3 separate regions of the Homo sapiens genome follow, and regions 2 and 3 are each linked to region 1. A link is a contact called in ENCODE Hi-C or POLR2A ChIA-PET data. All regions are on one chromosome and are shown on one strand. The core of a region is the stretch at or near the end of the contact, and the rest is flanking DNA. Distances in the headings are between cores, read along the strand shown.

Evidence for each region. Hi-C counts contacts between places; a loop is a spot of excess contacts on that map. ChIA-PET counts read pairs that join two places held with the same protein, here RNA polymerase II (POLR2A). Pooled maps may share reads with other maps.
Region 2: a pooled map shows a loop between it and region 1 (5-fold over the local background). The contact joins the enhancer-like site here to the promoter of RAPGEF3 in region 1. A Hi-C loop is called at or near these places in 1 of 37 single-sample maps with no recorded cell type and 6 of 50 pooled maps. POLR2A ChIA-PET finds 5 or more read pairs at or near these places in 1 of 52 experiments (OCI-LY7).
Region 3: a loop to region 1 is called in a pooled map, with 5 times the contacts of the local background. The contact joins the promoter of DDX23 here to the promoter of RAPGEF3 in region 1. A Hi-C loop is called at or near these places in 1 of 50 pooled maps. POLR2A ChIA-PET finds 5 or more read pairs at or near these places in 3 of 52 experiments (MCF 10A, activated T-cell and endothelial cell of umbilical vein).

The regions. Positions count from the first base shown.
Region 1 is chr12:47,757,001-47,761,590 of GRCh38, reverse strand. It overlaps RAPGEF3 (Rap guanine nucleotide exchange factor 3), which reads left to right and starts at 2,711. Exons shown (of 28, transcript NM_001098531.4): 1 at 2,711-3,040; 2 at 3,513-3,725. The coding sequence starts at 3,035. It also overlaps a transcript of SLC48A1 not described here. RefSeq lists enhancers at 2,163-2,831, 2,832-3,500 and a silencer at 2,542-2,891.
Region 2 is chr12:46,213,252-46,217,841 of GRCh38, reverse strand. All of the region lies in intron 5 of SLC38A1 (solute carrier family 38 member 1), which reads left to right. Among named protein-coding and RNA genes, the nearest start is that of SLC38A1, 53 kb to the left of the region's middle. RefSeq lists enhancers at 1,272-1,331, 1,502-1,831, 2,393-2,452. Within about 2 kb of position 2,606, at least 13 of the 41 ENCODE cell types and tissues checked have a DNase peak (open chromatin) inside an H3K27ac peak, as active enhancers do; they include OCI-LY7, where a contact is called at or near this core.
Region 3 is chr12:48,849,908-48,854,497 of GRCh38, reverse strand. DDX23 (DEAD-box helicase 23) reads left to right here and starts at 2,335. Exons shown (of 17, transcript NM_004818.3): 1 at 2,335-2,414. LOC105369755 (a long non-coding RNA gene) reads right to left here and starts at 2,777. Exons shown (of 2, transcript XR_944925.3): 1 at 2,684-2,777; 2 at 1,949-2,448. RefSeq lists enhancers at 1,201-1,410, 2,290-2,479.

The DNA.
Region 1 (4,590 bases), core at 1,462-3,961:
GCAGTAATTCTACTGTCGGGTCCCCATCCAGGGATCCTGAGAAGGCAAAAACCTGCCCCGTCATCTGCTTTGATGGCAGGCTGGGGGCCTTGCCTGTTAGAGGTAGGACAAGCTAGAAATGGGACACATAAAAGATCTACTCCCTATGATCTCCCCAGGCTAGGAGCCAATAGGTAATCACCCCAGGTCCTCTTCTCAATCTCCCCAGAGAGGGGGAATGAAAAAGAAATGGAAAAAAGAAAGGCAAGAGTAGTGTTGAAGGGGAACATAGGTGGGGGAGTGGGTTGGGACAGTTTCATTTTCACCGATTTGAGTGATCCTTGGCTCCCTGAGGCTCCCCCACACCTCAACACAAACATATTCGATTTCCCCCCTGCCTTTTTTTTTTTTTTTTGAGATGGAGTTTCGCTCTGTCGCCCAGGCTGGAGTTCAGTGGCATGATCTTGACTCACTGCAACCTTCGCCTCCCGGGTTGAAAGAATTCTCCTGCCTCAGCCTCCTGAGTAGCTGGGATTCCAGGCGCACGCCACCACGCCTGGCTAATTTTTGTATTTTTAGTAGAGACAGGGTTTCACCATGTTGGTCAGGCTAGTCTTGAACTCCTGACCTCATGATTCACCCCCACCTCAGCCTCCCAAGGTGTTGGGATTACAGGCGTGAGCCATCGCACCCGGCCTCAATTTTCCTTTTTTGAGTAGACTCTCCTAGGCAGTCTAGTCTACATTAGAAGAATAGAATACATACAGAGTATACGCAGTATACCATGGTGAGTACGTGGAGACAGACAACCTGGATTCATGCCCCAGCTCCACCATTTACTAGCTGTGTGACTTTGGCAATTTCCTTAATATCCCTGAGCCTCAGTTTCCCCATCTGTGACGTGAGGATAACAGAAGTACATACCTCACAGGATCGTGGCAGGGATTAAACACATGGAAAGCACTTGAAAGAGTGCCCGCACATGATTAGATTTTGTAGCTCTGCTGAAATGTATACAAGTGTCCTGCCTCACTCCCCAGCATCTTCCACCTGCCCAGAGTAAGGGCAGCAAGAATAGGAAATAGGGGACCCCTTTGTGACCCAACTGCCAGTCTCAGGAAGCCTTCCTGCAAGAACTTCTAGGCCAGGGCACTGGCCCCAGCAACCCGAAACTCATGACTCCATCCCCCTAACTCTTCCCCATGCATACCTGTGACTCCCAACTTGTCATCCTTTCCTGTCAGTTTCCAGGTTGCTCTTCCTTCTTCCAAATTACCAGAACTCCGTTGAATGGATTTGGGTCTGAGGTCAGATTCATTCTCAGGCTTTCCTCCTTCCCCGGAGAGGCATTTAAAACTCCACCAGCGTTTCTTAATGTGTGGACACAGCAGATGACCTGGGGTGTTTGTTCCAAATACAGATTTTCCATTTCATGCCAATAGGATTGAATATGAATTGCTGGGGACGGAGCCTGCATTTTAGTAAGCTTCTGGGAAACATTTTTTATACATGTATACATTAAAAATGGGATTTTAATCACAATTAAAATTTCTCTCCCCACTTTCAAGAAAATAATAATTGGTGGAGGATGGGGGCTTGGCATCCCAAAATTGGGAGTATAGGCTTCTTAGAGCTACCTCTTCCCAGTCTTCTCCTCACTTTCAAGAAAATAATCATGGTGGAGGATGCGGGCTTGGCATCCCAAAATTGGGGTATAGGCTTTTTAGAGATACTTCTTCCCAGTCTGGGCTGGCTCAACAGCAAAGGGAAAAGGGAAGAGAAGGGGCAAAAAGTCCTAAAAAGCTGGGGGTGGGGCGTTCACCTCCTTCCAAACCCTCATTATCGTCCTGAATTACGGGTCGCTGTCCCCGGCCACTGTCTCTCCACCCTCTCAGGAGTGGGGCGAAGAGGCCCGCGCTGGGCCATTTGCACAGTGGTGGAAACTGAGGCCCAGGGAGGCGTGGAGCCTCGGTAGCAAGCCTGCCTAGCAGGGCGCTGGAATGCCCGGTCTCCGCCTCAACCTACCCGGCCACCAGGGAGCGCGCGGTAGGGGGCGTGGTACTCGAACACCTTCTGCTCCCCTGGAAGCTCTGCCACAACCCCAATCTCCTCTTAGGGCCCCTACCCGTTCTGGAGAGCAGTCCTTCCTCTCCAGCCTCAGTTTCCTCAACTGCTCCCGGTGTGTGTGTGCTGGGGCAGGGGGCAGTGGGGCGTGGGTCTGGGAACGGAACTGTGGGAGGCAAGGCAGCGGGATTCCCCGCGGGAAAGCCGCCTATTCCCTCCCCCGGGCGGCTGGAGACCCTGAACCGAAACAGGAGGCAGACACCCCCAGCCGGGAAGCGGCCCCAGCCCGGATTTCCCTCCCGGGTGAGGCCGCAGTGACTCACCCCCTCCCCGCTCTCCCCGGTTTCCTTGTTTGCATTTCTCCTCCCGGCCACGTGGCGGCCAGTGCAGCCACTCACCGCCGGATCCCTGACACCCCGGCCGTTGCGGCCTCCTCCACACACTTCGGGGCCGCTCCTGCCCCCTGGGGATACTCTGGGCTCAGGCGGATGTCCACTCTGGTACCCCCGGGTGCGGACTCCAAAGCCTGCCAGTGCCGGCCCCCTTCCCCTACGCATTCCTCTACCGTAAGGCAGGGCGCCTCCACCCCGCCCCCTCCGCCAGTCCTGGGGAGGGGAAGGGGGCGGGCAGCGCAGGGGGTGTGACAGCTCCCGCCCGGACCGGTGCCAGCGCAGCCTTGCTTCAGCGCCCGGTGCCAGCTGGCTCCTTCGTCTGAGACGAAGGCGCAGGCTCGGGGCTCCCTGTCGCCGGTGGCTGGGTGGCGTCCCCCCACCACGCCCCCACCCCTCTACTCACCCAAGAGGAGCCTCTCCACCGAGCCCTGCATCCTGCTGCCCTGGCAGCCAGTCCAGCTAGGCACTGGCCCAGTTCACTGTACCTGGACTTACCCACTGGCACCCTCCGGATCCCCTTATCAAAGCTGATGGGGGTCGCTGGGGACCCCCCAGCCTTTTGCTAGAGCCTGCACGGCTGTGCGAGCTTGAAAAGAAACATGAAGGTGGGTAAGGTGGGGTCAGGGTTGAGGAGGAGCAGGAGAGGGCGGGAGAGGAAGCTGACACGGTGGGGAGTTTGGGTGGGAGAGGGAGGGTTAGTCAGGGCTGAGGAGGAGAGGAGAAGGGTTTAAGCCGAAGCTGCATTTCTGGGAGACCTAGTGAATCTATAGCTTCATACTGGGAGGTAGTGGAGATCCCTGCAGGGGCATGGGCAGTGAGATGGGACAGAATTCCAAAGAGGACTAAGAAGGGCCTGATCTTTTCCAAGAGCCAGCTGGAGACCCCTAAGTGCGCCAGACCGGCAGGCCCCAGTGAAGGTCTTCCTGTTCCTCCCCCCAGCTCCTGGCAGGGTTGCAGCACCTCCGCCTGACCAGTCCAGAGGACTCTAAGGAAGTAGTTCTGCCTGGGGCAGTTGTACTGTGGCCCAGCCGCCCCAGTCGTGTCCCATGGCTGTCCACTTTCCTCCCCGTGTCACAGGTGGGCTGGCCAGGTGAGAGCTGCTGGCAGGTGGGCCTGGCTGTGGAGGATAGCCCAGCTCTGGGAGCACCGCGGGTGGGAGCCCTCCCTGACGTGGTGCCGGAGGGGACACTACTCAACATGGTGTTGAGAAGGATGCACCGGCCCCGAAGCTGCTCCTACCAGCTGCTGCTGGAGCACCAGCGTCCGAGCTGCATCCAGGGGCTGCGCTGGGTGAGTACCTTTCACCTGCCCAGGTGCCAGGGCCAGTACCAGAGCTAGAGGGGGGCCTAGATCATGGCTTGGCATGCTGCTGGTGGCCCAGCTTGCTCTGGGGGTGTACAGTGGTACAGCTGCCGTGGACACTGGGTCAGGAAGCTTGTCTGCAGTGTGCGTGGGTGGCTCACACAGCTGCAACGTGTGTGTGTCTGTGTGTGTGTTCTGCCCAAATGTCTCTGTTTGGGCATGGGGGGAAGGGGAAAGGGATTTGTTGTTTATCTGTCACCTCAGTGAGCCGGCATTGAGTTAGGTACTTGTGTGTTCTTTCCAGGTGGAGGTGGGAGGTATGGGGGCCGGGTCAATGGGTTGGAGTGAGGTAAGCTTGGTTACAGTTCTGGGTGCATCACCGTGGCAACATTCTCCTTTAGTGAGTTACTGAACTGTGCTAATTCTGCGTTTTGGTCTTAGGGTGAGGTGATCATGTGGACACTGCTTGGTACCTGCCTTTGGGGGGCTCAGGGAAGGATTCTGAGACATTTGGAGAATCTGAGATCACCAAAGTGCCCTTTGCTAGTGAGAAACATCTCTGGACCTGAAAGAATGAAGGAGAGAGCAGGGAGGGGAAAGAATGGTGGGATTTGGGAGGCAAGATAATGGCTGTACTATCCAAATCAGCAGAGAAGCTATCCCCAACCATCCAGACTAAATAGAGTAGCTTAGCTTGAGATTCAGTTATGTCTCCACTGCGTGTGTCCACCCAGGTTTCGCTATGTTGCCTAGGTAGGTCTTGAACTCCTAGGCCCAAGCAATCCACCTGCCTTGGCCTCCCAAAGTGCTGGTATTACAGGCGTGACCCACTGCGCTTGGCCGGGAGAGTTCA
Region 2 (4,590 bases), core at 1,357-3,856, 1.5 Mb after region 1:
CCACCTGTTTCCTGCCTGGCCTTTTAAAACCACCCGTTTAATTCCCTAATCTAATTTGTAAGCATTATACATGATCACATGCTACAAGGTCACCGTGTGCTGGTCTTCTGACCCTCAGAATTTTGAAATTTGATCAGAATTTAGTGACTAAGAAGTCCACTTTAGGACTGAATAATTATGTTTCTACTCCTTTCTGTAAGTATTTTGTGAGCTCCTTAATCAAACAGGGATTCTATTAATGAGCTTAAGACTTAAACAAATGCAACTCTCCCCTAAAAAGGGGTTAAAATAATAATACTGTCACTTGAAAAGTTCTTTATATTTTTATTGTAAAACTAAGATAACCATTAAACCATTTTGAAAATGCATAAAATAAATGAAATAAAGTATAAAGAAAACACGCAAAGTCTCTCTGTTCGGAGTGTTCAGGCTCACCTTAGACAAGCTCCATTAACATTTCAATGTATTTCATTCTAAGATTTTTGTTTGGTCTTATTTTTTACAGTGTTATTCCACTCTGGATGTTTGACTTTGATAGACAATGCAACGTGATGGGTAGGGACTTTGGAGTCATACTACCAGGGTTTGAGTGCTCTGACACTAGCTGTGTGACCTTAGACAAAATACTTAACCTCCTTGTTACCTTATTTACCTTATCTGTAAAATAAGGATAGTAATAGTACTACTCATAAGTGAAGTATTTTAAAAAGTGCTTAGAAAGGGCCTGATATATAATGAATACCCCAACATTTGGTACTATTAATGATCAGTAAAGTGTTTTATTAATTATATTGAATCCCTTAAGGTAAATTAAAGAGCTTGACAAAACCCATTTTCATATAAAAGATCATTTTGAATTTTTCAAAATATTTAACATTTTCATATGAATTTAGGGACTCAGAACACCTTGTCCCTGTCTCTTTGCTTTTGGGCCTGCCTCTTTCCATCTGAGCTCTCATTAAACAAAGGATTTTTTTTTTTTGAAACGGCATCTCACTCTGTCACCCAGGCTGCAGTGCAGTGACATGATCTCAGCTCACTGCAACCTCCGCCTCCCGGGTTCAAGCAATTCTCCTGCCTCAGCCTCCCGAGTAGCTGGGACCACAGGCATACGCCGCTATGCCCAGGTCATTTTTTGTATTTTAGTAGATAACGTAGATACGGGGTTTCACCATGTTATCCAGGCTGGTCGCGAACTCCTGAGCTCAGGCAATCTGCCCACCTCTGCCTCCCAAAGTGCTGGGATTACAGGTGTGAGCCACCGCGCCTGGCCAGGATTCTTCTTCTGTGTCTCTTTCCTCACCACTTAAGTCTTCCATTGGCATTGCTTCCCTAGGCCAGAAACCACTATTCCTGTCCTCGAGCCTCACTGAGAGCCTCTGGTCCCTCACTTAAACCTTCTACTCATGCCCTACTTCCTGTTTCCACTGGCTGGCTGTCACACTTGCCTGGAAAACCCCTGAAGCTGTGCTTTCCAACCACACAGACACGGCGACACTAAGTTCTTGGTCTGCATTCTCAGTTGGGTCCTCCCCACAGTCCAGCCCCTCCATCATTTTCAGCTAGTGTTCTAGTCTCTTCAACAATGTTTTCAAATCTTTATACAGGTATTTCCCCTAGAATAATTGGGGGTGGGGATGGAGAAGCAGGGAGAGTTGGTGGAGATGAAAGATGAATGGGAAAGTGCAAGGTGAAGATGCAGGAGGGTTGAGACCCTTGAGAAAGGTAGACTAGAAGTAAGAGGTAGAAGAGGGTGAGGGAGAGGCCAGCAATAGCAGAAAGGAGTGGAGAAAGATAGGCTAGCCCAGAACCGATGCATTTCCTATGGTTTGTCTAAGTTCCTTGTCCTGGATTTTAAATTTTTCTTGTAAATACTCTGCCTCAACAAGCAGTATGTCTGTAAGTTTTGGAGTGAGGGCTGTGGGTTATTAGGAGACAGTGATAGATCAAAGGAGGACTAGTAATAAAGACCACTTTTACCCCAGCTCAAGGAGTTTTTATATGTACTAGCCTGCTTGTTTAATTGAGGATAGTAAAAGTTTTATACTTCTAACTGGATCTAGAAGAGGAAGAATTACATAGTTTAGTAAGCCTCAGATCCCTTTTGGAAGGAGTGAAACATGGGGGAGGGGAGGTTGAAAATAGAATTTAAATATATGTCCTGCTGAAGTAAATAATGCTTGAGGTGGGCAGATCACCTGAGGTCAGGAGTTTGAGATCAGCCTGGCCAATATGGTGAAACCCGTCTCTACTAAAAAATACAAAAATTAGCTGGGTGTGGTGGCATGCACCTGTAATCCCAGCTACTCAGGAGAGGCAGGAGAATCACTTGAACCTGGGAGGCAGAGGTTGCAGTGAGCCAAGATTGTGCCACTGCACTCCAGCCTGGGTGACAGAGCAAGACTCTGTCTCAAGAAAAAAAAAAGTAATGCTTGAGGAAGTCAACCAAAGGAAGCAGATGAGATCTTACTTTTCACACTGGAAGCTAGTCAGCATCCCACAGCAATGAGAATGATTCAGTTGTAAGTGCTTTTCGTCACTGTCACCTTACTTGGGTAGCCGTGGGGTCTGTGTTTACAGGTAACTGAGCTGCAGTGTTGGCACAGCACCTCACCACAGACAGTGTGGCGGGTGATGCACAGCACAGTGTGGTGAGAAACAGAAAGAACTGGAATGTATACACCACAAGGCCAGAGCTTAGGGCTTTCAGTTTTGCTGCTTCCAGGGAGGTCAGTGGACCAGTAGCAGCAGCAGCATCTGGCAACTTGTTAGAAATGCTGAATCTCAGGTCCCGACCCATCCATTTTAACAAGATCCTAATTTGCACACACGTTAAAGTTTGAGAATAGCTGCTTTCAACTTTGCAAGGGAGAGTCATGCTAGGGAGGGCTGGCAACGGTTCTCTCTTTTTTTGGGAGGAATGGGTCCTGGAGAAGTTGAAAGCACTCAGCTGCAAGGCAGCCCCAAACACCCCCATCTGAGCTATTTCTGGATCTGATGCAGTGACGGCTGCTTTACCTCCACCCCTACCAAAGGTTCTGATGCTGTGTTGGGAGGATGTCATATGATTTGTTGCTGTGTAGCTAGGCTTTTAAAATATAGTCTTATCTCCCTTAAAGTGTCCTGAGGTTGGTTTTTGTTTGTTGGTTGTTTTTTTGTTTGTTTGTTTTGGGGTATACTTTATATACAATAAAATTCTCCAATTTAAAGGGTGAGGTTTGTTAAATTTACCCAAATACAGTTGTGAAATCACCACCACAATCATGGTATAGAACATTTCAATCACATTAAATGTTTTGGTTTTATTTGTTGTCACAGCTTTCCACTTTATTAGCATATGGTACTTTTAAATATGAAAATAATAACATTATTCATATAATCTTTGGGTAAATTATGGAAGACCAAATAATTACAATTCTGTTAATATGATTCAAAACATTGACAAATAACGTTTTTCAAATCGATGTTTAGATGTTCGTTGTTTAAAAGATGAGTCAAAATTTTCTTGCAGCAAAAAGAGTAAATATATCTAGGACCACTGTGACAAATCTTTTTCATTTTTTCTTTTTTTGCTCATGCCACTTTGTCTAAGATACTCTCAGGAATCTGTTTAAAAATCATGGAAAGCAAGAGTATCCCCAGAGGATTAGAAATAGGCTAATTTAATCCCAACTTTCAAAAATGGCAAAAAGTAGATGCCAAGGAATAGTGTAGAGAAAATTATTAAACAGCTTGTTTATGTGCAATGACTGCAGAAAAGATTACTCTGTAGAAACCAACAAAGTTTTTCTAAATAGTCACTAAACTAATATCATCTTTTGAGATACAGTGAGCTAAGTAGATCATGGGACTATCTTCATAGAGGGAGTCTTGATTTTAGTTAAGATATTTGGCATAGTCTCACATAACTTGCCAATGAGGTTCTAATGTTTCTAAATTCACTGATTCTCAGCGAAGACTCTGTTATGTGTGTGTTTGATGTTGAAGGTAAATAGGTAAATAGTTGAATTAAACTGTCGTTGTCTGTCTTACAGTCTAGTGATGGAGACACATAATAAAGCAATAAAATAAAAAGATTACTCTGGCTGCTGGGTGGAAGACGGATGTGAGGAGACAAGATGATCACAGTTATCCAGAAATTAAGGACGATGGCTCACACTAGAGTGGAGATGGGAACAAAATGCCTATGGATTTGGGATAAATTTTGGAGATAGAAATGATAGGGCACTTGCCAATGAACTAGATATAAAGGATGAGGGAATGGGTGAGAGATAAGGTCGACTTCCAGGCTTCAAGCAGTTGGCTGGACAATGGGCCATTTCCAGATGGTCTTGTTCTATTCAAGGTTGATGCCAGTGACTTGGATGAAGGTACACTTAAGATATGAAGTTAGATGCAGTGGTTGATATATAAGTAAAAAGGATCAACAATTTAAGAAGAGATCATGAGACTTGAAAGATAAAATGTAATGTAAATAAATATAGGACTGGCACTTAGCTTCAGAAACAGACAAAAAAAGTACACAAGATAGAATCAGGAAGACAGCCTAGTAGCATTCACACCAGAAGCTCAAAAAGAATGAAAAGTGTG
Region 3 (4,590 bases), core at 1,086-3,585, 1.1 Mb before region 1:
CACTTCAACCTGGGCAACAAAGTGAAACCCGGTCTCAAAAATAAATAAGTAAATAAGCCAGGTGTGGAGTCTCACGCCTGTAATCCCAGCACTTTGGGAGGCCGAGGCAGGTGGATCACGAGGTCAGGAGATCGAGACCATCCTGGCCAACATGATGAAACCCCGTTCCTACTGAAAATACAAAAATTAGCTGGGTGTGGTGGCATGTGCCTGTAATCCCAGCTACTTGGGAGGTTGAAGCAGGAGAATCGCTTGAACCAGGGAGGTGGAGATTGCAGTGAGCCGAGATTGCACCACTGCACTCCAGCTTGGCGACAGAGCGAGACTCCATCTCAAAAATAAATAAATAAATAAAATAAAATAAAAATACAAACAAATAAGAAAACAAAGATTCATGTTTGTGAGAGAACTAGTGGGGCAAGACAAATAACAAGTATCCTTGAAGCCCAATGTCTTACATGTGTCATGAGATGTGCGCACAAGTACTAGAGGAACTCTGCCACTATGAACTGGGACAAGCTTTATCACCCTCCAGGAGCTCAATTTAAAGAGAGTTGAGATGGCAGCCTGAAAATGGGGAAAGGTAATGGACTCTGAAGTTAAATGAACCTGAATTTTGGCTCCATTCTTTTCTTTTCTTTTTTCTTTCTTTCTTTTTTTTTTTTTTCCAGTCAGGGTTTTGCTCTGTCACCCAGGCTGTAGTGCAGTGGCACGAGCATGGCTCACTGCGACCTCGACCTCCTGGGCTCAAGCAGTCCTCCTGTCTTGGCCTCCCAAAGTGCTGAGATACAAGCATGAGCCACCTCACCTGGCCCATTCTTTTAACTATGTGGCCTTTGAAGGCATAATTACTCTTTCTGGGCCACAATCTCCTTACCAGTAAAATGGAGATAGCACTCATCTCATACTGCTATGAGAACTAAGTAAAACAAATAAGGTAGGTTAAGTGTCCAGCCCAGAGCTGAGCACTTAGAAGATTCTCAATAAAAAGTGGCTGCAGTTTTTGAAGATTCTGGCCTACCATGGTTGGTCTGATTCTTAGTTTAATCTGTGAATCTGTGAGTCGAGCGCCCTCTCGTGCTTTTGTGGTGAATTACACCTAACAGATCTCAGAGCTCTCTTCTTTCCCTTGCGTTCTCTCTGGAGTAGAAGCTGGGAGGTGAAAGGCTGCAGGTTCTAAGAGAAGTGTGTGTCTCCGAGGGTTACTTTGGGCCATTGTACGTGATGCTCAGGGCTTTAGGATTACTTGGGTCTATCCTGAGGCTCTGCTTGAGAGCTTGGGCATATTCAGAGAGAAAAGGCAGACCTACAGCCATGTGGAATTGAAGCAACAAACCTGCTGCTGGCAAAATGGGAAGGGAGGTCCGAGATACTTCTGGTTATCTAAACCGTTTCCGCAACTGCAATGTTTTGTTTTGTTTTGAGGGAAAGAGTTATGAACCCATAAGACCAAAGAGAAACACAAAGTGAACTTACGATTTGAGGTTAAAACAACAACAACAACATCAACAACAACAACAACAGCAACAACAAAACTCAGTGGAAGACTGAAGTAGGGGAATCTGGGGGAAGAAAGAAGCAAAAATACCAAGATAGCTCAACAATTGGTCACATTCCAAAGGGCAAGAAATTGAGGAAACCAGGGTTCCATCTGGAATGTTGAGAAAACAGGTGCTAGAGCCCAGGAGATACCATCCTTCCGGGAGGACTTTAGAGCCCATTGTGTGGGCTCATTTGGAGCTGTAACAATAACTGGGGGTTGTTATGGCATTCACCCGGCTGCAGGGGCCAAGGTTGCTAAAACGTCCTCCTAAGCCTGGGATAGTTCCACACACAATGGAGAACTGCATCACCCTCCTTGTGAACCTACTCCGGTAACCTGATCTTTAGTTTGTCCAACTGTAAAATGGGGCTAGCCCCATTCTCACAGAATTATTATAAAAACCGCTTTTCCACGAATGGTATTTATTGTTACTGCGGTTGTTAGCTATAATTACGTACTACAGATATCTCAGGAAGCCCTTAAATTCCTCCACTGTAAGCCACGGGCAAGGACAGTCATAGACCGTAGTTTCTAGGAAGACCAGCCGATTCCAAGAAGGGTGCTCGGCGGGAGAACCTAATGCCGAAAGCCTATTGGCGAAAAACTCTTCCTTCCCGGACGCTAACGTCTGGCAAACCACATTGCCCGGCAGACCCCGCAGCCTGGGGCCGGCGCTCAAGTCATGCATTCTGGGATTGGTAGTTTCCAGGCCTCAGTGTCGGCCTGTGCCGCCCAGCTCCAGGAACTCGCCTTCCCAGCTTGCCTCGCGGCCGGGGGGGTGGGGGGTGTTCATCTCCGCGACCAGGAAACGGGAAAGATGGCGACGGCTCCGCGACGTTGAGGCCGCGTTGGGCGGTTCAGACTCAGGGTGGTGAGTCCCGGGCGGTGGAGGCGGTTCCCACGAGCTTACAGAAAGGGCTAGAGTCAGGGCACGGCGGTGGCCCCTGCCTCCTGGATGAGGCGGGAAAGAACGCCTCAGAGAAGGGGCATGAACCCGGGAAGCTCGGGCGGGCTGGAGTGAAGGGGCGCGGGCCCCAGGGGTAGTGTTGGCTCCTCCGGGCACAGGCCACGTCCCTGCACGATATTTTCCTCCCAGGACTCTGCCTATGGGCACAGCGCCTCTGATACCCCCAGTCTGACCTTATTCTTTCATGCTTAAAGTAGCCTTTGGTGCAGCCAAACTGGAACTCTGGCTTTTCTCTCGCAGTCAGTCCATGTTTTCCCGCCTCTGCGCCGGCCGTATTATTTCTTTTGCCGGGAATGACTTCTTTTCCGCGTCCTTAATTACATATCTTAAAATTCTACTTATACTTAAAAGCTCAAGCGTCACTTCCTCTTCCAAGCCTTCCACATCACCTTTTACAAGTGAAAGGAAACGCCTTTGAACACCTGTATTACTACATCTGAGCCTTGATACTCTTCTTGGTATGTGTCTCATACCCCCTATTGTTCTTTTTTTTCTTTTCTTTTCTTTTTTTTTTTGAGACGGAGTCTCGCTCTGTCGCCTAGGCTGGAGTGCAATGGCACGATCTTGGTTCTCTGCAACCTCCGCCTCCCGGGTTCAAGCGATTCTCCTGTCTCAGCCTCCCGAGTAGCTGTGATTACAGGCGCACGCCGCCACGCCCGGCTAATTTTTTGTATTTTTAGTAGAGACGGGGTTTCACCGTGTTCCCCAGGCTGGTCTCGAACTCCTGAGCTCAGGCAATCCACCTGTCTCGGCCTCTTAAAGTGTTAGGATTACATGCGTGAGCCACCGCGTCCGACCTCATAACCCTGTTGTTCTAAACACTTCCTGTGAACAGAATTTATTTTTGTAACTCACATAGCACCTAGCACTGTGCCTTGCGTACAGTAGATGCTTGTTAAATACGTCATTGAGTGAAAAAAAAGAATGTGCCCCTGCCCTGCAAGAACTGAGGACCTGAAGATCTGGAGGTTTGAGAGGAAGGCTGCTGGGAAGCATGGCCAGAGTCAGCCTGGTTATTTGGCCCTTGTGATAATAGAACCTGTAATAAAAGTTGCCTGTATTTACTGTCTTCTTCTCATTTTTCATTCTCTTCCAAACTCATTCCACTCAGGCTTCCATTCCCGCAATGCAACTGAAACAGCTCTTGTCAAGGTCACCAATAATCTCCATTTTTCCAAATTCAGTGGTTACTTCCCTGTCCCTTATTCCCTCTCCACTTCGGTGGTACTTGACACAGTTGACCCCTCCCTCCTTGAAACATGTTTTTGGCTTCTTCGTTGCCATGCTTTTCTTTGTCTTTTCTCACTGGCTGCTAGTTCTTTTCAGTCTTTTTCTCTGGTTCATCCCGTGGCTAACTCCTGTTAAAGTGTTCCAGAGCTCAATTCTGGAGCTTCTTCTCTATTTTTTTTCTTTCACTATGCTGCCTACTTAGGTAATATCATTTAGTGTCCCATGGCTTTAAAAGCTATCTGTGTATTGGTGACTCAAGTTTTTGTCTACAGACCCTCTCCCCTAAGTTCAGATTTGCATTTCTCTTTGCCTTCTGGGAATCTCCACAGATATTCTCACACTCAACCTGGCCAAAATGAAACGTTTGATTTCCTCTTAAATCTGTTCGTTCCCTAGTCTTCTCCAGTTTGTTTGCTATGGCACCACAAACTATTAGGTTGCTGAAACTATAAATTTAGGAGCTATCTTTGTGTCTGCTCTTTCTGCTTCTTCCTTAGTAAGTCCTGTTAGCTTTGCCTCCAAAATATACTCTGACGCTGCCTACTTCTTTCCATCTCCATCGCCACGTTCCTAGAACAAGCCACTGCCATCTCTTGCCTAGAGTACCATAATAGCACTCTCAGTGGTTGTGTTTTCACTCTGTCTCTCTGCTATATATTTTCTTGCAAGTCACCAAAGTATTAGATTGCTTCCTGTTTAAAGCTCTTCTAAGATCCCCATTGCAGTTAAAATCCAAGTTAACTCTACTCTGACCTGTAACACATTTTCATTATCTGACTCCTGCCCAGCTCACTGAACTCATCCTGAATCAGTATTCCTCCTGCATTAGTGCTTCCCAGGGTCAAGAAGT